Linked DNA regions of Mus musculus: all the other regions are linked to region 3. The links are chromatin loops, found by intact Hi-C in ENCODE. Cell type or tissue: gastrocnemius. All regions are shown on one strand. Region 1 overlaps Hcfc1 (host cell factor C1). Region 2 holds the start of G6pdx (glucose-6-phosphate dehydrogenase X-linked). Region 3 holds the start of Flna (filamin, alpha). Region 4 holds the start of Irak1 (interleukin-1 receptor-associated kinase 1). Region 5 overlaps Pdzd4 (PDZ domain containing 4). Region 6 overlaps G6pdx (glucose-6-phosphate dehydrogenase X-linked).

The links. A loop is a pair of places that touch in the nucleus more often than their neighbours do. Peaks named below come from ENCODE experiments on the same cell type or tissue, not always from the same donor. Only the 100,000 strongest peaks of a DNase experiment are listed, where the experiment ranks them.
Region 1: it touches region 3 in a loop (2.9-fold over the local background); 11 of 42 quality-filtered maps call a loop at or near these places.
Region 2: it touches region 3 in a loop (6-fold over the local background); 30 of 42 quality-filtered maps call a loop at or near these places.
Region 4: it touches region 3 in a loop (4-fold over the local background); 10 of 42 quality-filtered maps call a loop at or near these places.
Region 5: a loop joins it to region 3, with 3 times the contacts of the local background. A loop is called at or near these places in 2 of 42 quality-filtered maps.
Region 6: a loop joins it to region 3, with 16 times the contacts of the local background. A loop is called at or near these places in 30 of 42 quality-filtered maps.

What each region holds. Positions count from the first base shown.
Region 1 is chrX:73,960,208-73,965,207 of GRCm38, reverse strand. All of the region lies in intron 1 of Hcfc1 (host cell factor C1), which reads left to right. Among named protein-coding and RNA genes, the nearest start is that of Hcfc1, 3.6 kb to the left of the region's middle. In gastrocnemius, no CTCF peak of the experiment used is centred here; DNase peaks (open chromatin) are centred at 477, 762 and 2,631; H3K4me3 peaks cover 1,677 bases; H3K27ac peaks cover 2,519 bases.
Region 2 is chrX:74,426,066-74,431,065 of GRCm38, reverse strand. G6pdx (glucose-6-phosphate dehydrogenase X-linked) reads left to right here and starts at 2,186. Exons shown (of 13, transcript NM_008062.3): 1 at 2,186-2,243; 2 at 2,887-3,014. The coding sequence starts at 2,895. It overlaps Ikbkg (inhibitor of kappaB kinase gamma), which reads right to left and starts at 1,385. Exons shown (of 10, transcript NM_010547.2): 1 at 1,245-1,385. In gastrocnemius, a CTCF peak has its summit at 2,148; DNase peaks (open chromatin) are centred at 1,330 and 2,075; H3K4me3 peaks cover 3,003 bases; H3K27ac peaks cover 3,222 bases.
Region 3 is chrX:74,246,212-74,251,211 of GRCm38, reverse strand. Flna (filamin, alpha) reads left to right here and starts at 4,678. Exons shown (of 46, transcript NM_010227.3): 1 at 4,678-5,000. The coding sequence starts at 4,776. In gastrocnemius, CTCF peaks have their summits at 1,468 (motif pointing left), 2,239, 2,452 (motif pointing left) and 4,804; DNase peaks (open chromatin) are centred at 1,390, 2,386, 3,965 and 4,667; H3K4me3 peaks cover 3,817 bases; H3K27ac peaks cover 3,994 bases.
Region 4 is chrX:74,021,113-74,026,112 of GRCm38, reverse strand. Irak1 (interleukin-1 receptor-associated kinase 1) reads left to right here and starts at 2,192. Exons shown (of 15, transcript NM_001177973.1): 1 at 2,192-2,503; 2 at 2,580-2,747; 3 at 2,916-3,047; 4 at 3,161-3,264; 5 at 3,449-3,640; 6 at 3,864-3,928; 7 at 4,150-4,264. The coding sequence starts at 2,368. Mir5132 (microRNA 5132) reads left to right here and starts at 2,515; the gene lies at 2,515-2,585. It overlaps Mir718 (microRNA 718), which reads left to right and starts at 2,177; the gene lies at 2,177-2,264. In gastrocnemius, a CTCF peak has its summit at 2,185 (motif pointing left); DNase peaks (open chromatin) are centred at 2,202 and 3,214; H3K4me3 peaks cover 1,820 bases; H3K27ac peaks cover 1,883 bases.
Region 5 is chrX:73,795,840-73,800,839 of GRCm38, reverse strand. Pdzd4 (PDZ domain containing 4) reads left to right here. Exons shown (of 8, transcript NM_001029868.2): 2 at 753-1,006; 3 at 1,992-2,082; 4 at 2,548-2,646; 5 at 3,948-4,010; 6 at 4,363-4,464; 7 at 4,629-4,739; 8 at 4,920-5,000. Among named protein-coding and RNA genes, the nearest start is that of Gm23615, 11 kb to the left of the region's middle. In gastrocnemius, a CTCF peak has its summit at 2,187 (motif pointing left); a DNase peak (open chromatin) is centred at 2,140.
Region 6 is chrX:74,411,169-74,416,168 of GRCm38, reverse strand. G6pdx (glucose-6-phosphate dehydrogenase X-linked) reads left to right here. Exons shown (of 13, transcript NM_008062.3): 3 at 1,016-1,053; 4 at 1,153-1,261; 5 at 2,088-2,305; 6 at 3,692-3,850; 7 at 4,078-4,203; 8 at 4,511-4,604; 9 at 4,725-4,911. It also overlaps a transcript of Ikbkg not described here. Among named protein-coding and RNA genes, the nearest start is that of G6pdx, 15 kb to the left of the region's middle. In gastrocnemius, a CTCF peak has its summit at 2,602 (motif pointing right); a DNase peak (open chromatin) is centred at 2,610.

The sequences.
Region 1 (5,000 bases), 290 kb after region 3:
CTTTTCCTAATCTGGTGCCTTAACAATTGAGTTCCCCCACCCCGCCCCCCATAGCAGACTGGAGGGCTCAGTGTGTCTTTTGTGTGTGTGTGTGTGTGTGTGTGTGTGTGTGTGTGTGTGAGAGAGAGAGAGAGAGAGAGAGAGAGAGAGAGAGAGAGAGAGATTGAAGGGGTTAACTAGTGCCTCCTTCCCCAAACCCAAGCCCTTGCAAATTGGGAGGAGCCTATCTGCAGGTATAGCTGATCTAAAGCCTGGCCTCTGTCCCCTCCCTTATGGGAGCCACATGTTGTTCCTTGCTTGCTTCCCTTGCTCTGTCTTTAGGGCAGAAAGCTTTGAGTCCTTCTCTGGTAGCCTCTTGGCACTTTCTGCACATGTAGTACGGGGGATTGGCCTGAGTCGCCGGTTGACTGCCCAAGAGCCTTCAGGACCTTTTCCTTGCCCTAAGGGAAAAGAAGTGCTGGGGCTTGCCAAAGCTGAAAGTATGTGCCAGTTGTGTCCAGGTGAGAGCCAGCCCCCTTGCCTCTGGTAGACTAGAAGCTTCCCTCTGCTGCAGTAGGTGCAGCCTGCAGTGCTTCCTCCCTTGCCAGCTCCTTAGCCTCTTCCGTGCACCCTCATCCTTTCTGGGCCCCTGCGGTCCCAGGCACCTCCTCTTCATTTGAGGGCAGGACCAAGTGTGAAGCAATTGACCCCACCCTCCATCTCACACACTCCACACTGAGGAGGCAGAAAGTAGGCAGGAGATCGTGGTCTGGGGTAGTTCATGGAACAAGAATTGGAGCCAGACTCTCCTGGCAGCTTCTCAGCACCTCCCCTGCCAGGCTGAGTATACAGGCCTGCCTCTGCACCTCTGAACTATTCCCCCTCCCAAGTTGACTCTGAAAGACTGGTGGGTTCAACCCTCTTGAGTTCCTTGTCTCTCCACACCTGTTGCCTGCAGGGAGCTGGGCTTTTCTCAGGGCCTCTGCAGAAAGGGGGGTGGGAAGGTTGGTGATGCTTATGTCAGCCCAGGCAGCTGTGGTGGCAGAAATTAGCCCAGTAAGGTAAGGCTAAGGGCAGGGGTACAACTTGTGTAGTAGTAGAGCTGTTTTTAGAGATGTCTTCCACAGGAGCAGCAGCAACACCTTCTCCATTTCCTGGACCACCTTTCTTCTACTAAGGCCCGGAGCAGACTTTCTGGCAGGGAAATACAATTTTAGAAAGTAGGGCAGGGGCCTAATTACAGTCAGCTCCAAAGTCCATTGCAGGCCTATGTCTTAGCTTCCTGGGACCTCTACATATTCATTAGTTTACTGAAAACAATTGACCACTTTGGTGTTAATTTGTTACCATTTTGCAGAGGTTGGATGTTAGAAGGTAACCAGGTTTCTAAAAAGTCAAGTTCCCTTACAACAAAGGCCTAGAATCCTCCAAAACAAAGTTTTCAAATTGTTCTGATCAAGTTTTAGGTGGCTTGAGAGAGCAACTAGCAGACCCTGCTATACCCTCTTCTTCACCTTAATAGGTGTACCCCTTGTGTTGATGGTGACAGGGTCTCGTGTATTTGGCAGGCTCAGAGTTCTAACAGTTCTTGTGCTATTCTGGCTGCCCATCCTTCATTACAACTGCCTCTTTTGCTTACCTTCGTTTTGTTTTCAAAGAGGCCTAAGTTCATAATCTGTTCATGCCTCTGCCTATAGCCCTTTGCTTTTGTGGGATCAGTACTTACCCCTTTAAAGAGTATGCTCTTCTAGAAACTCCTCTTTTCCTCTTTGAAAGAGGAAAGAGATTCAGGGTGTGTGTGCACTTGGCTGTATTGGTCAGCTCTTCAGTTTGCAAGGGGTGGAGTATAATTCACCCAGGGGTTACCCAATGGAATTACTGGGTTTGTGTGTGCTAGAGAGTGCATGCATACATGACTTTGCCCCTTTAGAGGCAGTCACCATGGGGGCTGAGAGACCCTTCACTGGCTTTTGGTAGGTCTTGGGGTTGCAACTGCCTGTGAAGGAATTTTATTTCCATGAGGCAATTCAGATTACTCAAGAGGCCTCAAGCTCGAGGATCCATACAGGCTGAGGTGAAATGTGCTGTGTTGAAGCTGGGTGTGTATGGTCCCTCTTCCAGGCTGTTTTTGCCTTGGTGGATATTGGAAGTAACCACCCCCACCCCCCAGGGTTGGGTGTGGATCAGAGCCTTGAGCAAGTTCTGTACCACTGAGCCACATCTCCAATCCCTCCATAGACTGGAGGGGGGGGGCGGTTTACAAAATATCTAATGGGACTTCCTACTTATAAGGAAATTGGAGTCTAAGAGGGGAAGTGACAAGTCCAAACTAGGACACTGCACTGGCTACTAGTAGAAGTGGGCCAGAGTGTGAACCTTAATAGACTTAGAAACACATCCATTTACCTCTGTCCATATACCTAAATTTTATTAATTCAAATGGGTATCACATCTGTTCCCCTGTCTATTTCAGGCCCTCCTTAACAGGCTCACTTCCTTATTGGTTAGTTTTGCTGATTAGGAAATAGCCTACTTACTCTTCAAAGCTCTGTCTTAAATGTTTTCTACTCAGAGAAACCTCCTTCAGTTATGTCCTTTGTCACCCTTGCTCTGCTCCCAAGGGTTGGGCATGGTTCCAGGCTCTTTCAGCTTTTCTTCCTATCAGTGGAGAGGTTCACAGCCTACCTACCAGATGGGAAATAGGAGGTCTGGGCCTTCTTTGTGCCTTCCAGCATGGGGCCTGCCTCATCGGAAATGATTTTGGTATAACCAATCACACTGAAAGGAAAATAATTTCTTGAACTGCACCGTGTTCTTTGCTTCATGGGTGTTATCAGTCTATATGGTGATGGGGAGACAAGCTACAAATGACGTTGGACTGAAGAAAGGGAAGGTAAAAAAGTATCTTGAGCTGGAGCCTGAAGACAGGTGGACTCCTTTCCTCAAATTCCCCTCTTCTGATGAGGGTCAGGCTAGAGGGCCAGGGACATGCCTAGGTATATCAACAATGAGGGACCCAAGGATTGGGTTACATGATACCCCACTGGGTGTTTGAGGGCAAGGGAGAGCAGCTGTTAGATTTACAAGGTAGACAGAGAAATTCACATACTTCCACACTTGTAGGGCGTAAAATGGGGATTTGTAGGTGAGATGAGATGGTATGTTATCTCCATACCAAGAGTTTTACTCCCTAACAGACTCTTGATGGAAGTTGGGAAGGGCTGCTTCTGCCTTACCAGAAGAAGAGACATTCTAGAGCCAGATTAGGTCCTCTTAGGTCTCAATAGGAGAAGCTGCTAATCTGGGAGGCTCAAGAACATCATAGTTAACTTCTGGCCTGGTCGTTTGGGTCAGAGGATCAGCATGATAGGAAAGCTGTGGGCAAGCTAATCCCATTTGCCATTTAACTTTTACTCAAGACTCCCTACCTGTTGCTTTAACACAAGGGTTTTTAGCTGAGTGAGGGACTGCCCATATATGTGACAGATAATGAATCAGTGGATTTTATTCTGAATTCAGGTGAGTTTCCCTTCGTGTGTGTGTGTGTGTGTGTGTGTGTGTGTGTGTGTGTGTGTGTGTGTTTTGAAACAGGGTCTTTTATAACCCAGGCTCACCTTCAACTCCTGATCTTCCTGCTTCCACCTTTCAAGGCCTAGGATTACAGGTAACTGGGGACTGGATTGAGGCTGCCTCAGAGGTTTCCTGTTAGCTTTTCTTTTGTAATTTGGATGAAACTCCTTCCATGGATTATTTACTTGTGCAAAGTTGATTTACCTCAGTATTGGAAGCTCCTACATTTCTTGATTCATGTTTACACTAGGAGTAAGGACATAGGTCAAGAGCCAACGTTTGGATGTGTGGGCACATGCGTGCATGCATGTCCACAAGCAGTACAAGCTGCATCACTCCAGCAGAAAAATGGCAGAGAGGATGGGGACTATAGTATTGTCTTTAGTGACTCAGCTAAACCACTGAGGAGTCTTAAGAGCTAGCTGGTTGTTCCAGGTGCACCTGGGGAGACCCTCCTCCCTAAAGCAAGGCAGGGCACAGTTGTTGCCTATATGGCCTTAGAGTTGAGAAACAGGATTTTACAAATGGTGTCTGAGGAGAGAACTTTGTCCTCGAATGCATCTAAATAAAGGGAGCAGAAAAAGCAAAACAAGCAGTTTCCCTCTTTCTCAGTACATTGGTCTCCAAATCAAACATCTATTTCTTGTAGAGATACACCTTTTCCCCTGCATGGACAATATGGCTGAGAAGCAGATTAACAACTTAGACTGGTCCACAAAAGCCTCCTGTGTCCCCTCCTCCAAAACAACCTGACTTCCCATCTACTTCTTGGAGGGGGGCTGGTCTTGACTTTGAAGCCTTTCCTCACAGTAGCTGCAGCCTCCTTCTCCAGATCCAGGACTTGAAATCCTTCCTACTTCCTTCTCAGATCTCACCTGACTGACATGCAGCAGGTCTGCCTCTGGGCCCTGGTCTTAGATTTTGGGGACGAACAAACGGACTGACTGAGCACTTATCCTTTAAATGTGTGGCATGGTAAAAGGATGTGTTTGCCTATAACATAACCAGAGCCCTTGCCACTGTAGGTATGACAGACATAGGAGCCTAGGTGAAAGAGCAAACTGCCAGCAAACTAGGGAAGAGCTCCATTCCAGCTGAAGGCTTGACCACTGTCTAATACTGTCTTTGGGAAACCAGGAGGTACCTGAGGGATGATTTCCCTTTCTTGGTGACTTCTCCTTTGCCCCAGTTAGAAGTGTGAGTGGCTCCTGAGAACTTTCTGTCACAGACACTCTGCTTTGGTTGCCACTTCAGGCTTGAGAACATTGTGCGTGTGGGGAAGGGGCACTGCCCCAGAGCCTGTGGACCATCACCTAGGAGATGAGTGGGGAAGTCAAAGCAGAGGCAGCTAGGCTTTCGTGGTCAGCAGAGACTGCTTTTTGCCTCGGGCTCTTCTGAGCCAGCAATCTCTTTCCTGTCTGTCAGCTGCCTGCATGAAGGGAAGGCATCAG
Region 2 (5,000 bases), 180 kb before region 3:
TCATGCATGCATGTGGGGGGCACACACACAAATAGTAATTTTTGTAGCATGCCAATTATGTCTCAAGAAAGCTGTTATTGAAAATCGCAATGGGTGGAGCAAGAGAGATAATGGTTCAGGGATTAAGAGCACTTGTTGTTGCAGATGTGGCTCACAAACATCTGTAACTCCAATCCAAGGGGATCTGAAACCTTCTTCTGACTCCCTTGGGCACTAGGAAAGCATAGCAAAGCACCTATACACATAAAATAACATCTTCTGTAGAAAAGAAAATAATCATGGTAAAGGATTGTAATGGGGTGTGGATTAAAGTTAACTATGAGCTGATAGTCACAGCTAAGAAATGTGTACATGGAATTTACTATATTATTATTTCTACTTTTGTACATTTTAAATTTTTTCAGTAATTCAAGGCTGACAGCGCTATCATCTTTCACCTGCATTACTGCAATAATCTCTTTACGGGTCACCATGCTTTGCCTTTTCAATGGCCCTTTGCAGTTAATTGGCCCCACTGGGGCCAATTACCTCAAAAATAACTCAAACTACTTCTCTTCTCTACCATGAACTCTTTCAGAGTTTCCATTTCTCCTAGTGTTAAAAAGCAAAGTCCATACAACAGCCTACAAGATCCTATACCACCTATACTCCCTTCCTTCCTCTCCACCAACTATTCTCCCTTGCCCTCTCTGGTCCTTCCTTTTTCCTAGGAAATGCCAAGACAACACATTCCTTCTCAGGTCAGATAAATGTTATGAGGACAGGCAAACAGATTACTATGAATCATTTGCAAAGTAAACTGAGGTGCAGAAGGTAAGACCTTTAGTTGTGAAGGTACACGTGAAAACTTTTTAAAGACTTCAAATGCACTCAAGTTTGATAAACAGCCTAGCCTGATGGCGAACACCTGTTGCTCTAGCACTCGAAAGGCTGAGGCAGAACTTTGAGTTCGAGGTCTACCTGGCCTACAGTGCAAAACGTGTTTCAGAAACAGTTTGATCAACAGAAAATGTCTGCTACCTAAAGAGTTCTAGCACTAGGGGCCAAGCCCTTAGGCGACAGCTGCAGTGAAGGGAAGGGCAGATTCAATCCGACTAGCCTAAATAATCTGGGTAGCGAATAATTAGAAGCTTGCGGCAGAACAAACTGGGCCTAAGGTGGGGGGAAGGGTGTGGACCTCTGGAGTCTCGGAAGCTACGAAACAGCCACCGATGGAGCCCTGTCTTTGGAGAAGAGGACCACACCTGTCAGCAGAGTCGGCCAGAAGTGAAGAGGGCAGGAGCAGAGGGATCCGACCGCTCCGACAGAACCGGAGCTCCTAGAAAGTCCTAGTCAGGCGGTCACCCTTCCCTTCTCTGCAGTGGAAAACTCCACTTCCGGCTTCCGGTGTCGTAAGTGCGGGATCCGGAAGTAAAACACAGACTCAAAGGCTTGGAGATTAACCAGTGAATCAAAACCCCAAAGTGCCATACTCTGTTCCAAAGAAAAGTCTTAGATCGCCAGCCTGCGTCGGCCAGCAGAACACCAGAGCTCTCCTCACTGATAAACATCACACACTTATACACACACTTTTTTTTTGAGACAGGGTCCCATAAGACCAGGGTCTCGAACTCAGAGATCTACCTGCCTCTTTTTTCCCGTCTGCTAGGATTAAAGTAGTGCGTCACCACGCCCACACTCGCCCCTACCCCATTTTCAAGGCACCGCATCCGCACTAAAACACCCAAGTTTCAGTCTGGTCCTGCTACTGGGCTCTCTGCCGCTGGGCCCCCACCAAGGAAAAAGCCTAGAGGAAGCTGCGAAAGTCCAGCTCCGAAGCCAAACTAGCAGCTAGGGAAGGCGTGGCTATGCTGCTAACGGAAGTGGGGTCATCCGGGAAGGTGCAGGGCCTCGAAGGTCCAGCGGAAAGCTAGGCCATACATAATGGCTGGGTGACACAGGAGACGGGGACCCAGGAGAACTGTGTGGAGCTGCACTTATGACAAGACTTTGCGATCTCGAAATTGTAGGGGCAGCGGCATCGGGGAAGGCCAAAGGGCGGGGCTGGCCAGGGATGCGCGCGCATCTCCTCCTGCAATGATAGACTAGCCCGAAGCTCCTCCCCTCCTGCCTCTCCTGAGGCGGGTCAGCTCAGTCAAAGCACACGCCCTCTTGCGTTAAATGGGCCAGCGAAGCTTAGCCCCCGGAAACTGGCTGTGCGCTACAGATCTGTGAACGTGTTTGGCAGCGGCAACTAAACTCAGGTAAAGGGGTGGTCTGATGGCATGTCGGTGGAGGGACATGCTTCACGCTTGTACGCCGCGAGTCCCTTTGATGCGCGCTAATCTACAAGTTTTTAACCCATCCCTTTGTATCCCGCACTTTCCCCGCATTGGGCCCATGAGGACTAGACCTTTAGAAGAGAAGGGACTTTCGGGGATCACCCAACTGGGCCAGAAGAGAGCCGGAGCTGAACTCCATCATCTGCACAATCAAACGTGCTCAGTTCATTGTGGAGTTTCTGGCAGACACCCGAGTACGATACGATGGTCCCATATACAGAGTGTGATGCCGTAACCAGATTTTATCTAGCTGCCCACAGTGGATGTCCTAGGTGAATTATATTAAAGCTTTAGTACTTTCGTAATGTACAGCCCCTAGCGAAGGCAACTTTGGAGGTTATGGCTGGAGCTCAGAGGCAGCAGTTTCTGAATCTCCGAATGCATGTATGCTCGCGCGCGCGCGCGCGCGCGCGCGTACACACACACACACACACAGAGCATTCCCGGCCAGTGGTTTTAGTAATCGTCACCAGCCTGGTGAGAACCCAAAAGACCCTTGGATAAGGTTAAGTTGTCAATGCTCTTTCGTTCTCCTACCATATCAATGAGTCTTTTCTTCCACCAGAAAACATCATGGCAGAGCAGGTGGCCCTGAGCCGGACCCAGGTGTGTGGGATCCTGAGGGAAGAGTTGTACCAGGGTGATGCCTTCCACCAAGCTGATACACACATATTTATCATCATGGGTGCATCGGTGAGTCTCCCTTCAGGCCCCGAGTCTAAAAGATGAAATATAGCCTTGTGCAAGGCACTTCTCTCTCTCTATCTCAACTTTCCCAATTGACGGAACTGCTGAGGTACCCACAAGTTCTACTAGGTTGAACTCTATGGCATATACTCCACCTGTGTGTCCTGATCATCACAGCAGTACCTGATATACATGTACTTGTGTCACATCTCAGAACTCTGTGCTGAGCCATTGAGTGGAGACCAGACTTGGACCATCACAGGTGCTAAAGCACCACCCAGTAGCACTTCTTCCTCCTGGATGAAAAAAAAAAACTGATGTGCAATCAGGGAAAATTCTGATTTTAATGAATCTGTAATTTGAAAAATATTACTGTTAATTTCAGTGGAAGAATCTGAGGTCCTGCCTCTCCCTCTTTTCTTTCTACGGCATGAAGTTCCCTAGGGATAAACACCTCCTCTTTGCCATATCTTCCAAAGCCTACTGCAAATTTCTGTTCATCCCACCTAGTCCCAGCTCTGTTAGGAAAAACTGAAGAACAGAAGCAGTCAGAGGGGTGTTGTATTGACAGTACACAGTGAGACTGGAGCAGGTGGGGGCTTAGTAAAGTCATGGCTTAGACCAAATCACCCCCTTATGTGCTATGTGGCAGCAGGGCACGTTCAGTGGCCAGTGTTCGATGGCAAAGGTAAACTCAATTGCTTGCTTTTAATCCTGGAATCAGCTCACCCTCGTGTGACCATCTTCACTATTAACTTATTGTGTAATCTTGGACAAGAACTTCATCAGAACTAGTGTGTTCTTGAAAGGGTAGCCACTGGCTCAGCACCTTCCACCCTGGACCCCTCAATGCTGGAGGAGCTCTGTGGTTTTTTGTTCACACAGAGCATTGCCATGCACCAAGGGCTACAGCTGTAGGTCAGTGGTAAAGCCCTAACCTCATATGCATGAGGCCCTAGGTTCAATCGCAGTACTATCCAAAAAATGGACATCAGAACATGCCACCCCCTTTGCCAGACTTGTTTGTTGTCTGCCTTATATTTCTGAGCAAAAATGGGAGTGGCAGAACTTCGAAAAGGAATGCAGAAACAAGCTGAGGAGAAGGGCCCTGCCACTGAAAGGGGAAGGGACAGACAAACCAAAGCACTGTCCCCTGGCTCCTTGTAGCTCTAAGACCTAAGGGAGGTACTTAGTCGGAACACACAATACAGCAGCCCTACCCTCAGCCCTGTCTCTAGCCTAGTCCCCTTAAAGGAGCTATGCATGTATCTGCCACAAACCTTAGCATGTGGGACTCTGCTTTCAGTCTAAAGGGCCAAATGGAAGAGAAAGTAACTGAAGATTATTTCCCCTGCCCCACCCATGCTTTCATAAGCATGCAGCAACAATAACCCAGTCATCGAAGATCATTTTTAACTGTAGGACATGAACTCTTAGATACCTTGTTGATAGCTTATTATGTGACCTGGAACAAATGTCTACATTTCTCTGAACCCTGGTGTTTTTCATCTAACAAACAAAAACCAGGCAGCTTTTCTGGCTTTATCCTAGGCTAATTATGTGAATTCTAGCCTCAAGTTGAGCAACTTCCTTTCACTGCAATCAGTTTGGTTCCCCTTTGCTCTCCTCTGCTCTGGGAGTAAGAACCCGGGCTTCCAGAGTAGAAATAGGAACTATTAGTTCCAGCAAAAGGGAGTGGGGAAGAAAGAGATTTTCTAAAAAGCATCATTGTTTCTTTCTGTTCCTCTCAGAGGTCCTGAGAGAGAGAGACAGACAGACCCTATGCTTAGCCCCTAGAGTAGCTCCTGCCTGATACTTCACTAAATGCAGGTGCTATCTGATCTAGGACACCTGCAAGTTCTCCATTCATTAAACGTAGCAATCAAGTGTCTCCCATTACATAATAGTCTCAGTTCCTATCCTCCTTGTGGGGACAGTGTACTTTGGGGAGCTGCATGTAACAGAAGTCACAAATGGATTCTTGTGTACTAA
Region 3 (5,000 bases):
AGGCCACTAATTTAGCAAACAATGATAATCCATTTGTCTCTCTAGTAGAGGTTTCCTACTAGACAGAAAGTAAGAGACCTTAGTTCTATTTGGAGGCCAGAATGTGAAATGTCATTGCCAGCAGAGCCGACAAAGTTAGAAAGGCATGCATGCTCCCTGGAAAGGACCCCAGTGCTTTGCTCTTCAAGTTAAACTACAGATCACCAAATTGACTCTGCAAATGTGGTCAAACTCCCTCCCTCACTCTTCTTTCCATCTTTGTTATTGTTTGTTTTAGAGACAGGGTTTTTCTATGTAGCACTGGCTGTCCTGGAACTCACTCTGTAGACCAGGCTGGCCTCAGACTCACAGAGATTCTCCTGTCCGCCTCTAGAGTGCTGGGATTAAAGGCTTGTACTACCACTGCCTATTCTTTCCTATTCCTTCCTTCCTTCCTTCCTTCCCTCCCCTTCTCTTCTTTCTTCTCTTGTAGCTTGCCCTTCCTTCCCTTCCTCACTCTTTCTTCTTACTGTGTACACAGGCATGATGCAAACATAGCTCAATTGGGGTTGTAGGGAAAAAATAAAATAACTGAATGTTGAAATGTAATTTCTTTATTTGGCCTTCCCCTAGAAAGTGACATTTGAGTTGAATCTAAAGCTACCAGGAAATGGCCATGTAGAAGAGGAAGAGAGAGCTTGACAATATTAGGTAATGGCTATGTCCACTAAGTTCACAGATATTTGGCTCTTTGTACCACATTGCACATTCCCAGGCTTTGGGACTGCATTTGATTGCTTTGAGAATTCAGTATATTTCTTCTGTTTGTTCCCAGGTACCTAACAGGGGCCAAATCAATGATAGCTGAAGGTGGGGGTGGGGGTGTCATCACAGGGCTCAGGGACCTACTGGGGTCTTAGGAGTAGTTTGTGCTCACTACAATTACCTGTTATCTCTCATCCCATGGAGCAAGATCTGACTTGTGCGGCCAACCCAGGCTTGCTCAGAGACAGAAGGCTGTGACTGTGGGGAACTCCTCAGAATAGGTGGCCTTGGAACAGAGCCTCCTTTCTAACCAGGAAACACTTGGCTCCCCTACACTCATCTAGCCTCATAAAGGTTGGTCCTAAACATAGGGTTTGCAGACCCTGCTCTGGAGGTGAGCCCTACTCCCTTGAAGCCTGGCAGCCTTCACAGAGCGCTGAGCTCATTGGGGGGGCGGGGGGCGCGGCGTCGCTAGCACTTGAGCGGGGCACTTGAGCTCGTGGCGAGCCCCGCACCCACTCCCTGCCCCCAGCTCCCGGGCGATTTTTACCAATTAAGGCTTTCTTGCCGGGCCGGGCGCGGGGCGGGCGTGGGGCGGGGATGCAGCTAACAAGAAGGCGGGAGGCAGCGGCTCATTCGCGTGGAGGCGCGCAGCGCGCAGCGGACGCCAGTGGAGCTCTGAGGCTTCCGGCGCGGGCGCGAAGAGCTGGGCGCCACCCGGCGGTTAGAGGGACAGCAGGTGAGGGCTCTGTGGTCAGCTCCACGCCAGATAGTCTCCAGATAGTGGATGCAAGGCTCCTGAGCTGGGAAGAGGTCTGGAAAGCGAGAGGCCAAGACCAGGAGCAGGTTGGGTGTGGACTCAGGTCCCAGGCATTGCGTTGGTGTCCAGAGATAGCCTTGCATAGTTTACCACAAACTTATTGTGTCTATGTCCAGGAATCCAGGAACTCGAGCCTATGGGGGGAGTCCTTGAAAAGGGGGCTAGTATCTGAGCGTTTGGCAAGAGATGGGTACAGGCATGGGTGCCCATAAACTGGTCATTGTGTACCTATCCCGGAAAGGTCTTTTAAGACTAGTACCCTGATTAGGATAAGGGTGAGTGACAACTTGGAAGGACACTTTTTAGTCAGTGTCAAACGTGGACACAAGAGAGATGAAACAAGGGTGGATACAAGAGTCCTCTGCTGGTTTGGCTATGGGGAGCTGATTCCAGGGCTGTGGCAGGGGCATGGCCAACTAGATTTTTCAGTCTGGGTTTTGGGTCCTGTCTCAGGTTGGTTATGCTTATGTCATTGACGGCCAGGACATAAGCATCAGCATTCCTAGATACCAAAGTCAGACTGGGGCCAGAAAAAGTGGGTGGAATCCACCCGCAGTCAATTGCAGCTCCAGTTTGGCCAAGGTGTGAGCTCAGGAAATCACTGTTCTCTTCTGCCACACCTGGATTTGCTTTAAGGGAACTGGTCTCACTTTGGGGATTTTCTGTTTCCTTCCCTCCTGGCGCCCCCTGGCTACACAGGTCTAGAAATAGCTCTTCAGGATCCCAGTATAGCTGGTGGGCTTGGGCCTATAGTTCCCTGTGGGAGGGCCTGGTCTGGGGTCTGAGAGGAGTGGGGTGGGGAGGTGGGCGGGGTGTGTCTACCATCCAAGAATCTACTCCAAATAAGGGAAAATATGAAAGAGCTGGATTTTGGCTTCCTGGGGCTGCCTCATCTGGATCTTTGGGATGGAGCGACATCTGGTGGTGGCACTTGTGCACTCTAAGGCTAGGACACCCCCCCCCATTTCCTCTTTTCCCCCTAAATAGCCAAATCATAGGGCTGGAAGCTAGGAAACTCAAGTTCTTTGTGCTCTATTACTATGATTCAGTTTTCCTTGTTCTCTGTACATTAATGAACTCATGTGATCCAGCCAAATGGCATTGAATGAAAAATCATGTATTAATGCAATTCCGTACATGGGGCTTTGCTCTCCAGTAGATCAGGGGGACCAAAAATATTACCCTAATTGTGTCTTGAATAACATGGCTGGAAGTTTCCATTTGGGTTATCCCTGCACAGTTCTGCCATCATGTCCCCCAACTCAACCTTTGGCTCACTTGGTGCAGATATTTATGCAGGTGACTGGAGGTAGAATGGGGGGGAGGGATTCTGTACTGAAAATGTTATTTGACTGGCGATATCATAGACAATCTCAAGATGACTATGCTGAAAGGTTCTGCCCATTGTGATCAAAGCCCTATCATAGCCCTACCACAGGCAATGAAGACACTCCAGGCTGTGGGAGAGTCAACCATATTTGGGCATGACATGTTGGTCAACCCAAGGCCTCTTTCAGCCACTGGTCTTTATCTATCTATCTATCTATCTATCTATCTATCTATCTAATTAATTTTATGTGCATAATTTTGCCTGCATTCATGTCTGTGTGAAGGTGTCATATTCCCTGGAGCTAGAGTTACAGACAGTTGTAAGCTTTCATATGGGTGCTGGGAATTGAATCTGGGTCCTCTGAAAGAGCAGCCACTGCTCTTAACCACAGAGCCATCTCTCCAGCCCCGGCGGCCACTGGTCTTAGAATTGAGAAGTAGGGACAGAAGCCTGTCTTTCTGGAAAAACAATTTAACATTCTGGAGAGGCTTGAAGTACAGAGTAAGTAGATGGAAAAGTCTACCACGGGAAAGACATAGGTAAGATGAATCCCCTTAACTAAAGAGGATGGTTGGGAGTATCCCCTACAGTTTTCTTTTTCTGTATCTTCGCTCCTTTCTGTCCCAGCACAGCATCCTCATCACTATCTCCAGAGAATATCTATCATTAAATTAACTTTTAGTGAGTAGCTTCACACTACTTAGGGAACACACTCAGGCTCCTTAGCAAGCCTTGATGTCTGGTGACTCTCCTTTCTTCAGTAATCTGGGACCCTCTCCCTGAGCCCCTCCACATCTCTAGGGTCACAGCAAGGCTTGGGACTGTTCAGCCAGAGAAGACCTCTCCCCCCAGAATTCCTCAGGGCCCAAGGTAGAACAGTGAGTATGGCAGGTACAAGGTGTACAGATCTACATGCATCACAGGGCAGGCAGGCAGGCAGGCAGGCAGGCGCCCTCTGATTGTGTGCATTGGCATACCCTGGACCTTTGGAAAGCTGCTTGATCCTGTAGTGCTGGTGGCCACTTGGCCCAGTGCTGGCCCCATTTCCTCGCGGATGGAACTAGGCAGTAGAGAAGACGACGGTGGGAATGGGCCTGTGCAGGTGTGCAGGCCAGGGTCATGGAGACTGGGAAGACCAAAGGAGATGGGTAGGGAGTGCCAGGGCTCTGTGGGTGTCTATGTTAGGTGATGAGAGCCCTGTCTGACAGCATACAAAGAGCTCTCAGCAGCGTTAGGCGCTCTGGAAGGGTTCGCTCACAGGATTGCTTTACTCTGCTGTGGATCACACTGTGGCTGAGAACCCTAAGCTCGGGAAGAATAGAGAATGTAGAAGAGGGTACAGGGTCAGGGCGGAGCCCAAGTGATACCGGGACATTATTCGCTCCGCCTTCTGCAGGGACCTTGGGGAAAGAAAGTCCCTTGTAAGGGTGTGCCTGCTGGAGCTGAGCAATTCTGTGACAGAATTGCTCAAGCGTTCCTAGATCTGGGGTCCGTTTCCTGTAGTACTGTAGCGGATGTTGCCAGACCTTTTTGTGCTCTTTGGGGCTCAAAGACCCTTTCTGAAGCAGCGGGGCTGAGTTGCTTTTGGCGGAGTGCAGAGGCAGCTTCGGGGGATGGGGGCGGGGGGCGTTGTGGGGCATTCCAACGGGAGGGGCGAGGTGGGGCGGGCGCGGCCCAGAAGCCCCACCCAGAGGCTCCGCCCCCAAGGAAACTTTGCCTCTGGCTCCGCCTTTCGCATACATTTAAAGGGCTCGCTCTTTCCGCAGTGCAACCTCTGTTCTGTGCCTCGTCGTTCATGCTCGGAGGTGCCTACTGCTTTAATTAAAGGGCCGTCCCATCGGCGAAGCTGCAGCACCGCCCCTCCGTTCCTCGCGCCTCAAAATGAGTAGCTCTCACTCCCGCTGTGGCCAGAGTGCGGCGGTTGCGTCTCCGGGAGGCAGTATCGATTCACGGGACGCGGAGATGCCGGCTACCGAAAAAGACCTAGCAGAAGATGCACCGTGGAAGAAAATTCAGCAGAACACATTCACCCGCTGGTGCAATGAGCACCTTAAGTGCGTAAGCAAGCGCATCGCCAATCTGCAGACGGACCTGAGCGATGGGTTG
Region 4 (5,000 bases), 230 kb after region 3:
TCAAATGTTACATGAAAGGATTGATGATTCAACCTATAGACATGGAGAATACACTGAGTACCAGGTGTGTACCAGACACTGAGAGTCCCCCGTCCATAAAAAGGACCAAATCCCTGCCCATAGAGTTTAACATATATACACATGATAATTTTGGATAATGGAGTTGGCACATCTTAATATAGACTGACCCATGAGAAACCACTGGAAGCTCAGCATATGGTTAACCTCTTGGGTTGTTTTGGTTTTAGTCAGGGTCCAACTTCTACTCTAGGCTGGCCTGGAACTGAGTATGTAGGGTGATCTGCCTCAGCCTCCCAAGTGCTGGAATTACAGATATGAGCCACCATGCCAAGCTTTGTTTTATAATAAGGTCTCACTGTGTAGCTCTGGCTGACCTGGAACTATGCATTGTAAACCAAGCTGCCCTTGAAATTTTAGTTATCTTCCTACCTCTGATTCTAGAGTTCTGGGATTACAGGTATGCACCACCACATCTAGTTTGACCTCATCTTGAGAGTGGCCACAATTACTGTGGCTTCAAAGAAGAGGCCCCAGTGGGAGCCAGCCATGGATCTTGTGTAGACCTTTCTGAAGACATACTATAAGTTCCTTAGAGGTCAGGCTAGTGAGAGAGAACCCTTTGTAGTTAGGATTGATATGACAAAAAGTGTTTGTTGGGGAAACTGGTCAGGAGAAGAAAGCTGCCGCTTTACAAGCATGCTTTCAGCTGGCCAAACAAGGAATACCAAGTTGCTGCCTGTGGATCATCCCTGGGCAGTGAGAAGTGAGAAAAGTTTAGAGGTACAGAACTCCAGCAAGCTCAAGGTGTGTTCAAGAGAGGAGCTGGGTTTAGGAAGTTTTCCCCACAGCTGTTTATGTTCAATCTTATCAGGAATGGCTACAGCAGGGGTGTATATGCAAACTCAATTTCAGAACAGAATAAGTTCTTTTCAGGACACCTACTAAACAGGGTTTGGGTTTTTTGTTTGTTTTGTTTTTTGTTTGTTTGTTTTTTTCAGGTTTGGTCTTGATCTGAGGTAGGGTTGCACTTTGTATCCCTGGCTGACCTGGAACTTAAACCATGCTAACCTCAAATTCACAGAGATTCACTTGCCTTTGTTTTCTGGGTGCAGGAATTAAAGGGGTGTACCACCAAGCCCAACATCTAAAGAGTTCTATCTGGCTTAAGGCTGTTGGTGTATATAAGTTCAGGTGGGTGGACAGAGGCTGGCTATGCCATCTTCCTAACAGCTCTTTTAAAGAGCTGGGCTTTAGTGATTTGTACTTGAGGAAGACCACCTGAGCAGGGAGCACTATCCAAGCCATACAGTCTGTGCAGGTGAGTGGCAATGGCTAATGCTAAGAGTAGTGCACTCATATGAAGAGGACTTCAGAGAGCATAATGAGAAAGTAGTGTGCGCTGAGATGTGTGTCATAGTGACCAAAAAGGCCAAAGAAAACCCTGAATGGAGAACAGTAGAGGAATAGGCAAGAGACACTCATTCATGTGGCTAAAGGTCACAACAGGTGGTATCACCAACAACTACTCTAGAAAGGGGTAGGAGAAGCTGCTAGACCCTACTATCCTTATGGAGAGAAGTGCAAACTAAGATAAAAGTGTGACAGAAAAAGGAAAGGGACATTTAGAGCCGAACACCATGTGTATGTTAAGAGACATAAATGTGTTAGTTGGAAAGCTAATTAGAATCCTGCACAGGCAGATTCTGTGATCTAACACTTGCTGGCCCAGCTGCTGGAAGGTTCCTGGGGGCGTGGTGGGGGCATGGAGATCTAGCACACAAGCAGTAGCATGGTATACACTCTTCCAGACCATTCTCAGGGCATCCATCCTTATCACCAAATGACTACAGTCTGCCAGAGGGCCATTTTGTTACCCATATTTAACCCTGACTGACCAACAATTTGGCTGGCTCTCAAACTGCTCCCCAACTAAAGCGAGGGTAGCCTCTCCGTGACTTTCACCAGGCTTGGCATAAACTGCCTTTGTAGAACATCGTGTAAAAACATCGTGCCCTTTGTCTCTAGAACTGGAAGTCATTCTTCATCCTGTTCAGCCCTATTCAGATGTTTGTGTAGGACCACAGACCTCGGTTCTCCCATTAGGGACTCCCTCCTACGTAGCAGAGCTCCTTCCCCGCGTCAAGGGCGGCGCGGGACGCCCCCGTGTGGCGGAAGGCCGCGGAGGGCAAGATGGCGGCGGGTCGAGCGCCGCCTCTTCCGCCCGGCCGGGTGTCGCACGAGGCCGGCCTGAAGGGGAAGTGAGTCAGTGTCCGCGGACCCGGCCCGCTAAGGCCCGCGCCCGCCGAGGCCCCGAGAGGCCTCGGCCCGGGGGCGGCGGCGGCGGCCATGGCCGGGGGGCCGGGCCCCGGGGAGCCTGTGGTTCCAGGCGCCCAGCACTTCTTGTACGAGGTGCCACCCTGGGTTATGTGCCGCTTCTACAAAGTGATGGACGCCCTGGAGCCCGCCGACTGGTGCCAGTTCGGTGGGTGACGGCAGGCCGGCGTGGGGTGGTGGACTCAGGCTTCTGGAGCTGAAGCCTGATGTTCCCCATCCCGCAGCGGCCTTGATCGTGCGCGACCAGACAGAGCTGCGGCTGTGCGAGCGCTCCGAGCAGCGCACAGCCAGTGTTCTGTGGCCCTGGATCAACCGCAACGCGCGCGTAGCTGACCTCGTTCACATCCTCACGCACCTGCAGCTGCTGCGTGCGAGGGACATCATCACAGCCTGTGAGCGAGCATAGCCCCAGGGACCCTAGGGATGGGAACCCAAGAGGGGTGACGGGTACAGAGTTTCCTGAGACAGGGAACCATATGGGAACTCCCCCCCCCCCACCCCTTCACTTAGAGATAGAGAGCTCTGAGTCACAACCCTCCTTTCCTTCCTTGTTATCCCAGGGCACCCTCCTGCCCCCGTTGTGCCCCCAAGCACCGCTGCCCCAAGGCCCAGCAGCATCTCTGCAGGCTCTGAGGCCGGGGACTGGAGCCCCCGGAAATTGCAGTCCTCTGCCTCCACCTTCCTCTCCCCAGGTAAAAAGAACCCGGGTGTTGGGCTTGATATGCCTGAGGAAAAGGCCACCATGACTGCTGACATGGCTGTAGACTGCTGCTGGTCTCTGCCTCTCACTGCCATCTTTATGAAGCTTTTCCAGGCTCCCAGACCCATTCTGAGTCAGAGCTCCTCCAGGTTCCACTCCCTGTTTCCCTCGGGCCACCACTACCATCTTCAGCCCCTTCCTCCACCAAGGTAGGTGTCTCTTAACCCCCAGGGAATTTTCCAGACAAAGAGGAAGAAACTTAACCTTTGGTGTACCACAGAGCCCAAATCAGCACAGCCAGGTCATCTGAGAGACAACTAGTGTTGAAGGGAGCTTTCAACCTGGACCAAAGGGAATAGATAGGGTCCTCGCCTGGTCCATGGTCTCTTCCAGCAGTCAAGCCCAGAGAGCCCAGTGTCTGGCCTCCAAAGAGCCCATCCCTCCCCGTTTTGCTGGCCCTTCTGTGAGATTTCCCAAGGCACCTGCAACTTCTCTGAAGAACTCAGGATTGGAGAGGGTGGTTTTGGATGTGTGTACCGAGCAGTCATGAGAAATACTACATATGCTGTGAAGAGACTGAAGGAGGTAGGTGTAACATTGGGGTAGACACCTGGAAGACAATCTATCAGTCCTTATTTGTCTAGTTCCTCCCTCCATCAGCCCCTCACTTCTGCAGTCTCCAGCCTCCCCAAGCAATTCCTTCAAGGACCCCAAGCCTTCCATAGATTTGGGCCTGGAAACAACTGGCAAGCTTGGCTCATGTCACCTACTTTCCCTACCTCTTACCCCACCATGCCTGGGGCTACAGGAAGCTGACCTAGAGTGGACTATGGTGAAACAGAGCTTCTTAACAGAGGTGGAACAGCTATCAAGGTGAGCCTTGGGGGTCCCTCCTGTCTAGGGGCACAAGGTGAGCCACACCACGGCCTCATCAGTCTTTAGGACTGCACAACACAAGATCTGGCTCCCTTGGGCCCTCAAGGCCTGGCCTGGCATGGGTGAGGGAACATCAAGTGCTGCCTACCTAGCCTGGCCTGATGAAAAGTAGTAGAACCCAGAAAATTAAAGAACTCAGACTCCACTCTTTATAACAGGTTTCGTCACCCAAATATCGTAGACTTTGCTGGCTACTGTGCAGAGAGTGGCTTATACTGCCTTGTTTATGGCTTCTTGCCCAATGGCTCCTTGGAGGATCAGCTCCACCTTCAGGTAGTCCTTGCTGATCTGGCACCTTTATTGGCATAGCCCCTTAGCCTGTGTCAGGCAGGACTTGGGCTTCTGGCTCCCCCTCAAACTCAAGATTTGGCCCAGGGTTTTCTTTCTTCCTTTTTACTGGCTTGATTGTTTGAGACAATACCTCACTACCCAGCTCAGGCTAGCCTCAAGCTGGCAATTCTTCTGCGTCAGCCTGCTCTATGCTAGAGTTACATTACACTCAGCTTGGCCCAAGATTTTCCATACAATTCTTTCCTCTGTCCTCTCCCCACTGTTCCTCTATTGGGAGTTATTGGCTTTGCAAGCAGAGTAGCTAAAGGATTTAGTATTTAGTCCACATATAGCTCTTGAGGAATGAGGACCAGTGGAGACAGGCTGTCAGACTGAACCCAAGCTTGAGCCATGCCTGAATGTCATACTCACAAGCCACCACATATACAGGATAAGAGCTTCCTTCTCAAACTGTTTTGAGAGAGGAGAGGGAGAAGGGCACCAGCACTTTCTGTTAGGTAGAGCTGAGCCCATCACATTTTGTCTTGAGTCCTGTGAAATGTTCCTAGCTGGTATCCCAGCTGTAGAGTGCTTGCCAAAACCTTCGGTATAGCTTTAGCTACCACTTGCTCGTGAATTAGGTCATAGACAGTCTTACTCCTCATTCTCCAGAGGCTCAGAATAAAGCTTGCCCCAAGCCGCACAGTGACAGGTGAGGGGAATTTGGGGGGGGGGGGTC
Region 5 (5,000 bases), 450 kb after region 3:
TGTCTCCCTTAAATTTGCCAGGGCTATGGATTTGGTGAGGACTCACTTTAAAGGGCCTTGCCTGCAACCTGGTGTATAGCAAGTGCCCCAACAAATTGTGTTGGCCACCATTTGGCACCTTTTAAAAGACACTTTGCAATTCTAGACCTTTTTAGTGTCAGGAGACCTTCTTCTCTTCAGCAAGTCAGTTGTCATCAAAAGGAACAGCCTTGTACATTTTACTCTTTTCTCCATTACCCCTTCCCTGTGTTTGTTGCTTTGTTCAACTCAGTCATCCTCTGGCCCCAGTGTTGGGTAGTACAAATTGACAGTCCCTGAGGTTGGCTAGTTTGTCTCAGTTATTATTAAGGAAATTTGCAGTGCAGTCTTCTAGTTGTCTCTGGCCTCGGTGCAGCCAGAAGAGAGGAGGATCCTATGGGAGGATCAAGGAGCTGCGGATGGTTCTTGATGGAGGAGGGACTGCAAATGTTTCAAGGTGATAATAGAACTTTCACACTCTGTACAGGTACTCAGTCACCTGGCTTTGAGGGAATTTCAGCAACACACAGACAGAACTCTGGGTTGAAGGCTGATAAATGGGGTCTGCCTGGGAAGGAGGGCACTAAGGGTAGCCAGGGCTGTGGGTGGAGAGCACATTTCTCGGTTGAACAGGTCTGGGTGCTGGTTAGCAACTCAGGGTCCTGCTGGACTTCACTTCCAGAGGGGAGAAGTCGGCTCTTGAGGGTTCTCACAGAGGCATATCTCTGCCACAGGTGAACGGAAAGGAGCTCTCCAAGCTGTCTCAGGAGCAAACCCTAGAGGCCCTGCGTGCCTCCAAGGAGCCCCTGGTGATCCAGGTGCTGAGACGCAGCCCCCGTCTGCGGGGGGACAGCTCCTGCCATGACCTTCAGCTGGTGGACAGTGGCACTCAGACCGACATCACCTTCGAGCATATCATGGCGCTGGGCAAGCTGCGCCCGCCCACCCCACCCATGGGCATCTTGGAGCCGTACGTCCTCTCTGAGCTGTGAGTTGCCCTCAGGAGGGCCTGGGCCCTGCCTCCAGAGAGGACATGCCACCTGGGCAGCTGTCCCCATGTGACCCACAGGCGGCTTTCAGCTCTAGCCATGGTGGGGAGACACAACTCAGCTGCCACTCTTGGGCATTAAGCAGGCTTGATCACTAGAGCTGACCATGGCACTCAGGCTCAGAACCTCCAGGCCTCTGGCCTCAGGCTTGGCACCAGCTGGCAGAAAGGCTGAAGTGACACCTATGTTCCTGGGACCTGGCTGCTCCTTCATCCTCTTTCCTCTTCTGCTGCCATCGTCTCTGCCTCCTCACAAGCATCTCTCTTTGAATCTTCTTGCATCCCTTGTCTGTCCCATTCTTCTACTTGCTCTGAATTTCCTCCATCCCTTCGGCTTGTTTCTTTGGCCTTCTAAGAAGAAGGGCCTTTCATCCTGGCCTGGTGGCTGTGACCATGTGAGCAGCACTGACTCATTCTGTTAATCCTACGGGGCTATAGGGAGGTGGCCCTGGGAACCCTTTTGTTCAGAGAGGTAGGCCATAGAGCAGTGAGCTGTCAGTTTTAATGTTAAGGCAAGGAGGACAACCCCTTCCTGGAGGCAGAAGAATAATGCTGCTTTGTAGAAGACCTGGGTAACTCCTGAAGGTTCTGCATGAGTGGGTACAGTGCCAGAGGCAGCCTGGGAACTTAGAGCTTTGGAGAAATCAGCTCTTGGTCTGGGAGTTGGGATGGGGAGAGCTAGGTGTACCTGCCTAGGTCCTTAGGATGGACCCCTGTGAGCTCGTTTGAGGAGCATTTCCAATCCTTCCACAGCCATTTGTGTCGATCAAAGAGGAGGGTTCTAAAAGCAGCTTGGCCACCTTTTCTAGAAAGTACATCTAGAACAGGGTTCTTTGTTTACTGTACTGGGACTAGCCAGCTTGGAGCTGGGGCTAGGGTGCCAAGGAAGCAGATGGCCCATCTGACCCCCCCTTCTCCTGGGCAGCCCCCCCATCAGCCATGAGTATTATGACCCAGCGGAGTTCATGGAGGGCGGCCCGCAGGAGGCAGAGCGAATGGACGAGCTGGAGTACGAGGTGAGCCTAGTGGCTGGCCTGCCTGGCCGGAACCTGCAGCCACCAAGAGTCTGCAGGCCCACTTTCTGCAGCTCTGCCCAGGCTTGGCTCCTGCCGCCCCCTGGTGGCTGGGCCTCATGACCTTTCCCAGTAGAGAGCAGCCTGAGTCAGGGAGGGTGTGGGTGAGGTAGTGTGTTCCTTATGTCTCTGTTGGTGACTCTGTGTCCCATGCATGTCTGTGTCCTGTGTGTTCTGTACATCTTGTGTCTTGGGCGTTTCCTGGTAGGGAAACCACTGAACACTCGCACATTTAGGATGGTAAGAGAAGGGAACCCTCAAAGGGAAGGGCTACACACTCAGTTCAGATAACTGAAGCAGAAGGCAAGGGGGTGCTAGGGGCAAGGGCCTGGGCCAAGGCTGCAGGCGTCCTTGCTTATACACTTCAGTTCTTTATACCTCTACTTCCTCCCCTACCTCTTGTGGCAGGAGGTGGAGCTGTGTAAAAACAGCCACCAAGACAAGCTGGGCCTGATGGTGTGCTATCGCACAGATGAGGAGGAGGACCTAGGCATCTACGTTGGAGAGGTATGGAGAGGTGCTGCAGCAGGCTTTGGCACACCGAGCCCCAGAGCTGTTCTAGTCCAGCTCTGTGGTCTTTCCACAAAGTCTTTCCAGGCTTTAGGGCTGCCCAGAGGTCCTAACTACCCACTAGGTGTCACAGTAGGTTGTTGGTGTCAAGGCCAGGGTGGCTATGGTTTCAGTATATCCAAGGAGACAGCCCTGCTGACCTGTACGCAGGCATCAAGGATTTAATGGGGCCCACCTTCTCTCCCCATTTTCTTCCCTTTGGCAGATGTCTATGTATGCTAGCACTATCCTACTAAAGCTACTCTTCCAAATGGAAAAGGTCCCACTGCCCAGAACACACAACTTTATGTATTTTCATTATGAAGAAGCATCTAGCCACATGCCAGTGCCTAGTTCCTGTCCCCTCACCGCCCCCCAAAAGAAAGAAAGACCTCTGAGCTGGGTGTGGTGGCTCAGGCCAGATTGTAGCATTAGTAGTTCAAGGTCACCCTGAACTTCTGGAGACCCTATTTAAAAAACAAATAAGTTGGGTGTGGGTAACTCAGAGGCACTTAGAAGGCAAAGACAGATTTCTAGGAGCTTGCGGTTCATTAGAGCTACATAGTGAAACTGTTTTAAAGGGGAGTATGCATGTGGGAAGTGTTTTAGGAGGATGATTCTTACTGCTTCTTCAAAGGACCCAAGTTCAGTTCCCAGAAATCACATAGATGTCTCACAACCACCTCTAACTCCAGTTCCAGAGGATCTAATACCTTCTTCTGGATTTAACCAATACCTCCATGCAGCTGTGCACATACATGCAAAAAAAAGAAAAAGAAAAAGAAAAAATAGGAAGGAAGGAAGGAAGGAAGAAAAGAAAGAAAGAAGGAAAGAAAGGAAGCAAACAAAAAGAAAATAAAGCTTCAATGAAGTTGGGGGTATAGCTCAATAGTAAAATACTTTTTTAACATATACAAGGCTGTAGGTTCCTTAACACTGAAAAAAAAAGACTTTGATATATACAGTATAGTAGTACAAGGGATAGAGGCAAAACCACTGAAGTGTTGGGTAGGGACTAGGGAACTGTTTCTGGTCACCCTGTATCTCCCAAGCTGATGGAACAAACTGCCTTGGCTCACTGTCCCACTCCTGCTTCCTAAAGCTTAGAAGCTGCTAGTCTGAGGTGAAGTGGGAAAGTGAGCAAGACTGGCATTTTCCCCGCTTACACACACACACACACACACACACACACACACACACACACACACTGAAAAGGGCATCAAAGTTGCCAAAGTCCCCAAGATGCATGTGTCCTGCAGGTAAATCCCAACAGCATTGCAGCCAAAGATGGCCGGATCCGTGAGGGAGACAGAATCATCCAGGTGAGCACTAGAAATCAGGCTGCCGTGCCTGCCCTGCCTTCTTTTCAACCCCTTCCTAGATCTTTTCTGCTGAGAACCTGGCCTTCTACCCTGGAATCTACCATGTCCTGAGCCAAATCTCATCTCTGTTCTGCTCAACTTCCCTGAGAGCTCCCATGTATTCCTGCCAGCACCTCCCTGCCCTCTTCTACTTCTCCATTCTCTGAGCACATATGCTCTTATACAGGCCAGGCCATCCTTTCCCCCAATGCATTCTGCTAATTTATGCCTTCCCAGAGTTCAACACCCTGTCCTTGGCACAGCCAGAGTCCCCCACTAGCATTCTTGTTGACTATTCTCTAAACCTCTGCAGATTAATGGAATGGATGTCCAAAATCGAGAGGAGGCAGTGGCCATCCTGAGCCAGGAGGAGAACACTAACATCTCCCTGCTGGTGGCCCGACCTGAGAGCCAGGTGTGTATGTCTTTATGAAAGGGCGACACAGGGCTCCTCACAGGCTTTCTGTCTTGAAGGCTGCTGGCCTGTTTTACTTTACTGAGTGCGCAGGGTCTAGGGCAAGGTGGAAGGGCATTGGGGAGGGCTTTAAAGTGTTGACTATCTCATGCTTGTCTCTGCAGCTAGCAAAGCGGTGGAAAGACAGTGACAGAGATGACTTCCTAGATGACTTTGGATCTGAGAATGAAGGGGACCTTCGTGCTAGGAAGCTAAAGTCACCTCCTGTCCAGCAGGTAAGGAAGGAAGAAGGCCTGCTAACTGGGTAGGGAAAGAGAGGGAGGAAGGAGAAAGGAAATGTGTCTACTGTCTTCCAGCATGGGCCTGGAGAGGAGCAAGCTGTGAACTTTCTAGTCCTTCTGCAGCACACTTGTCTGTGAGAACCTAACTGAGTATGTTTGTCATTTCTGTCCCAGATTGGAAATGATGAGAAGGGGGCTCCTGATGGGGGCCCAGGCTTAAACAACAGCCAGGACCTGGACAGCGGGGTGGGTCGG
Region 6 (5,000 bases), 160 kb before region 3:
GTATACAATGCATTTAAAGCATATCTACCCTCCATTCTCTCTCTCTCAACCCCTCTGGACAACCTCCCCGATCCCCCACCCAATTTTTATTTTTGTTATAACCCATTAAGTACAATAATTGCTTCCTACATTCTCATGAGCATGGAACCATCATCCACTCCTTGAGCAATTACCAAGGGGCCATGAAGAAAAATTATATTCCCTAGCAGCCACTGATGGGAAGTGGATCTTCCAACAGATCCTTAGCTAGGGGTAGCAGCTTGTGAACTACACACACTCAGCATGCTGGCCAACTTGATCTCATGCAGGCAACTACAGCTACTGTGGCTTCATGTGTACCACAGCCCTGTCATATCAAGAAAATAGCAATTCACAGCTCTCCTCTAGCGCTCTTTTGTTAGTTTTCTACTCTGTTTGTTTTTGTAGGGTGGGGGTGGAAATCAGAACCCTTGCCTACTCCAAAATCACTGAGCATCTTCTCCAGCCCAATTTTTCCATTGAATTTTTTCACTGCTACCTTATTTTTTTTTTAATTCTGATTTAGAAGAGGTGATTTTGAAACAGTATCTCCCTCAATATTGGGAGAATATATTACCACCAAATCTGGCCTTTGTTACAGAGACAAGACTTCATTCTGCATCATCAAACTTTTCCTGCCATTATTTTTCTAACTTTCCAAATTGAATGACCATCTCATTGCCTTCTAGCTCCGGTGACATCTGAGGCCTTACCTCACAGGTTTTGTCTTTCTTTTATGTGCTGCCTTTATCATCCTTAAGCTCTAATGAATTCGATGTCTAGGGTTTCATCTTGAACCCAGCAGTGTCATCTACTCATCTGTATTGGTACAAGGCTGGTAGAGGCTTAAGTCTCAGAGATCCTCTGATATATATGGGGAGGGCATAGTAGATATATTTCTAGCTGAGTGGTAACCCCAAATGAGGACTAAGATCACCACTGGTGGGGAATGATCTAGGTCGTGTCAGCTCTTTCTGACATGTTTCTTCTTCTGCAGGGTGACCTGGCCAAGAAGAAGATCTATCCTACCATCTGGTAGGTAATATTTCTACACTACCCCCCAAAATACTCTCTACCAGGTACAGGCCTTGGCCTTCCCTAGCCAGTCTGAAAACAGCTGTATTGTACCCTCAGGTGGCTGTTCCGGGATGGCCTTCTACCTGAAGATACCTTCATTGTGGGCTATGCCCGCTCACGACTCACAGTGGACGACATCCGAAAGCAGAGTGAGCCCTTCTTTAAAGTGAGTGTGACATTGGATCCTGGAGCCTTGTGCTGCCCTTTCTTCTACTCCACAGCAAGACTAGCTCCAGGCATCCCTTGAGAAGACATGTCCCCATTTCCATCATAAGCAATAGTTCCCTCCTTTCTCATTTGACTTATTAACAGGCAGGGCCACCCAGAACACTCAATCTCTGACACCTCACATCCTTGCTTTCCCTTGCCAACCACACAAAAGTTGTGTCTACTTAATTGTGCCACATTCTTCCTGACCTTTGAACAAAGACAGGAAGAAGGTCCCTTCAACCTCATATCTGTCTCCTAGCTCCACTCTGGCTTCATCCTGCTATGCTCTGGTACCACACTGGATCATGCCAGTAGCTGGATGAAAGGACCCTTCCAAGTACCTCTTTTCTACAGTAATTGCACTATGTTGACATTTTCTCACCACCTATAGTTTACTGTAGTAATTTTGAAGAGACAACCTTCTCCATCATTCTTTTTTCTCAGGTTAGACTTTCCTGAAATCCAGTTTCTACTCTAGGTATGAGGGCCCCAAGGATACATAAAAATGTGCCAGTGATTTGCCCCACCTGCATATATTCCTGCTATGTGCCTTAGCCCTCTGCCTGTGGGTACACAAAGTTACCATGATAAAGTAAACTCCTGTGCTTGTAGAGCAATGACAGGGACTCAAGGAAAACCCGCCTTACCTGTGGAACAAGAAATTGTTGAGAGAGTGAGGGGGGTAGGCACAGAGAGAGAAAGAGATCTTCTATTCCTTTAGGGCAGAACAACTGTAGACTCTTGAGAAAAGTAGAAGTTGACATTCATCTGTGTATCCCCAGGCCACTCCAGAAGAAAGACCTAAGCTGGAGGAGTTCTTTGCCCGTAATTCCTATGTAGCTGGCCAGTATGATGATGCAGCCTCCTATAAGCACCTCAACAGCCACATGAATGCCCTGCACCAGGGGATGCAGGCCAACCGTCTATTCTACCTGGCCTTGCCCCCCACAGTCTATGAAGCAGTCACCAAGAACATTCAAGAGACCTGCATGAGTCAGACGTAAGACCTGTCTTTCTTCACTCCTGTCTGTTTGTTCCTGTTTCTGCTACTCTAAATAGCCCCCAGGTCAAGCCAGTCTATGCAAGTTGAAAAGATGAATGCCCCTAGTGTGTTGTCCATATGGAATAGCATACCCCCCCCCCCAAAAAAAAAGGAACAGGCTATACACACACACTGGGCAGCTTCTACCTTCCAAGGCTCTCACTACAAAATAGTGGCCCCTTGCAACATTTCCCACCAGGACCATAAGATGACAGTGTTGCTCCACAGAACAGATGCTCATTGTGAGAATTCCTTCCCCCACCCCCAATCCTCAGCAGATCCACAAGGTGGCAGTGTTGTTTCATAAGAGAGCACTGCTGACTGCAAACCATCTTTCTCTTCCTCCTGAATTTAGAAAACAAGTTTAGCACTCTGAGTGTCAAAGAAAGAAACCTGGTCTTTTAAAATCTATGGAAATCTGGGCAAGGTGACACATAAATAATTTCAGTATGATGGAGATTGAAGCAAGAGGATTGCTTGGAGTTCAAGGCTAACCTGTAATACAGAGTGAGACTGTCTCAAACCAAAAAAAAAAAAAATTTAGCTGGGTGTAGTGACACACAGTTGTGATTCCAGTACTCAGGAGGCAGGAGGATTATTATGTTGTCAAGGCCAGCCTGGGCTACATACGTACTGAATTTGAAGTCATTCTAGTCTTCATAGTAAGAATATGTCTCAAAAAAACAAATAAAAGCTAGTTTAAAAAATAAGTAAACTCAATTAAAGTCAGTTGCGTTGGGCGATGACGATAGTCCCTGCTACTGAAGGGATGAGGGAGGAGTACCCTTTAACCCAGGAATTCCAGAACAACCTGAGAAACACAATAAGACTTCAAGAACATAAAACCAATGAGGGGAGCCAGACATGATGGCACAGTACCTGTGATCTCAGCTCTTGGGAGCTGGAAACAGGAGAAGCAGCAATTTAAGGTCATTCTTAACTACATAACAAGTTCTTGGCCAACCTTGGATACATGAGACTAATTAAAGTAAAACTAGTAAGGAAGCTGTGTCCTTCTTTCCTGTTGGCTGCTGGGCCACTTCTGACCCTCTAAGGGTCTGGCATTGGGAGGTGGGGAACAAGGCCACCCAAGGTCATGCTACCCTAGCACCAAGGTGGAAAAATCCCTGGAATTGTTCCAGTCCCTACCATGTTGTCAGGGAAGCTTCTAAGATGCTGTCTATTCAGGATAAGGATCAATAGTAGCCAGCAGAGCTTCCCTGAGTCACCTGAGAATACAATAGATGAAAGCCCTGCTCCCTGGTGTGAGGGTCAGAATGACATGGCCATAGGCCTATTCCTGGGAAAGGTTTGGGAAATAACATGATTGGGGGCTCCAAGCAGAGGCTGGAACCGCATCATCGTGGAGAAGCCCTTCGGGAGAGACCTACAGAGCTCCAATCAACTGTCGAACCACATCTCCTCTCTTTTCCGTGAGGACCAGATCTACCGCATTGACCACTACCTGGGCAAAGAGATGGTCCAGAATCTCATGGTGCTGAGGTGCATAGGGGATGGGGTGGAAGGGAACCAGGGCAAGGGTGGCAACATAAGGAACCCCACCTGCCCTGCTGCCCCAAAGTCAAATTCCTCCTAGATGCTGGCCAGGGTACTAAGCTTGGTACTTAGCTCAGATACAGCCACTATACTGTGGAATCCCAAATGTAGCATCCATTCATGAACCCTTCCAAAATGTCTCTCATGCTAGCCTCTAAACGAACCTCCCACAGGTTTGCCAACAGGATCTTTGGCCCCATCTGGAATCGAGACAACATTGCTTGTGTGATCCTCACATTTAAAGAGCCCTTTGGTACTGAGGGTCGTGGGGGCTATTTTGATGAATTTGGGATCATCAGGTAAGAACCCATATCCTACCCCAACTCAGCTCATCTTCACACTATGAGGGCTAGTGTTCAAGTGACCTGTTGGGGGTAGCCATGAAGGGTATAACTCCCATCTAGCCAAACCCCAAAGGGTTAGGATTAGTATCTACTAACTTGTCTTAGGATACTGGGAAGACACTAGGGGTAAGGAACCAAGGTTTTCCAGTTTGTCACTAGGAAGCCTTGTTTGGTAATCCTAGGGCAACTAGAACTTAGTTATCCCCTTGGCCTCACCCTGGAAATGGCACTTGACTAGAGCATCTGCCTCTTCTGCTACTAGGGATGTTATGCAGAACCACCTCCTGCAGATGTTGTGTCTGGTGGCCATGGAAAAGCCTGCCACTACAGGTTCAGATGATGTCCGTGATGAGAAGGTAGGTGGAGGCATGTCCACCAGGTCCCCAGCAGCCATGCCCCATAACAAGTAATTCTATGACAAGGCACTGGGCTCTTGTCCTACATCCTCCCTGTTACCTGCATTGGTTCTCTCCCAGGTCAAAGTGTTGAAGTGTATCTCAGAGGTGGAAACTGACAACGTGGTCCTTGGCCAATATGTGGGGAACCCCAATGGAGAAGGAGAAGCTGCCAATGGATACTTAGATGACCCCACAGTACCCCATGGGTCCACCACTGCCACTTTTGCAGCAGCTGTCCTCTATGTGGAGAATGAACGGTGGGACGGTAGGTGAAATTTCTAGGTTCCAGCAAGGCAGGGTTAAATGTGCCCACAAAGAGACACTTCTTGTTATGATCATGGTATGAATACATGG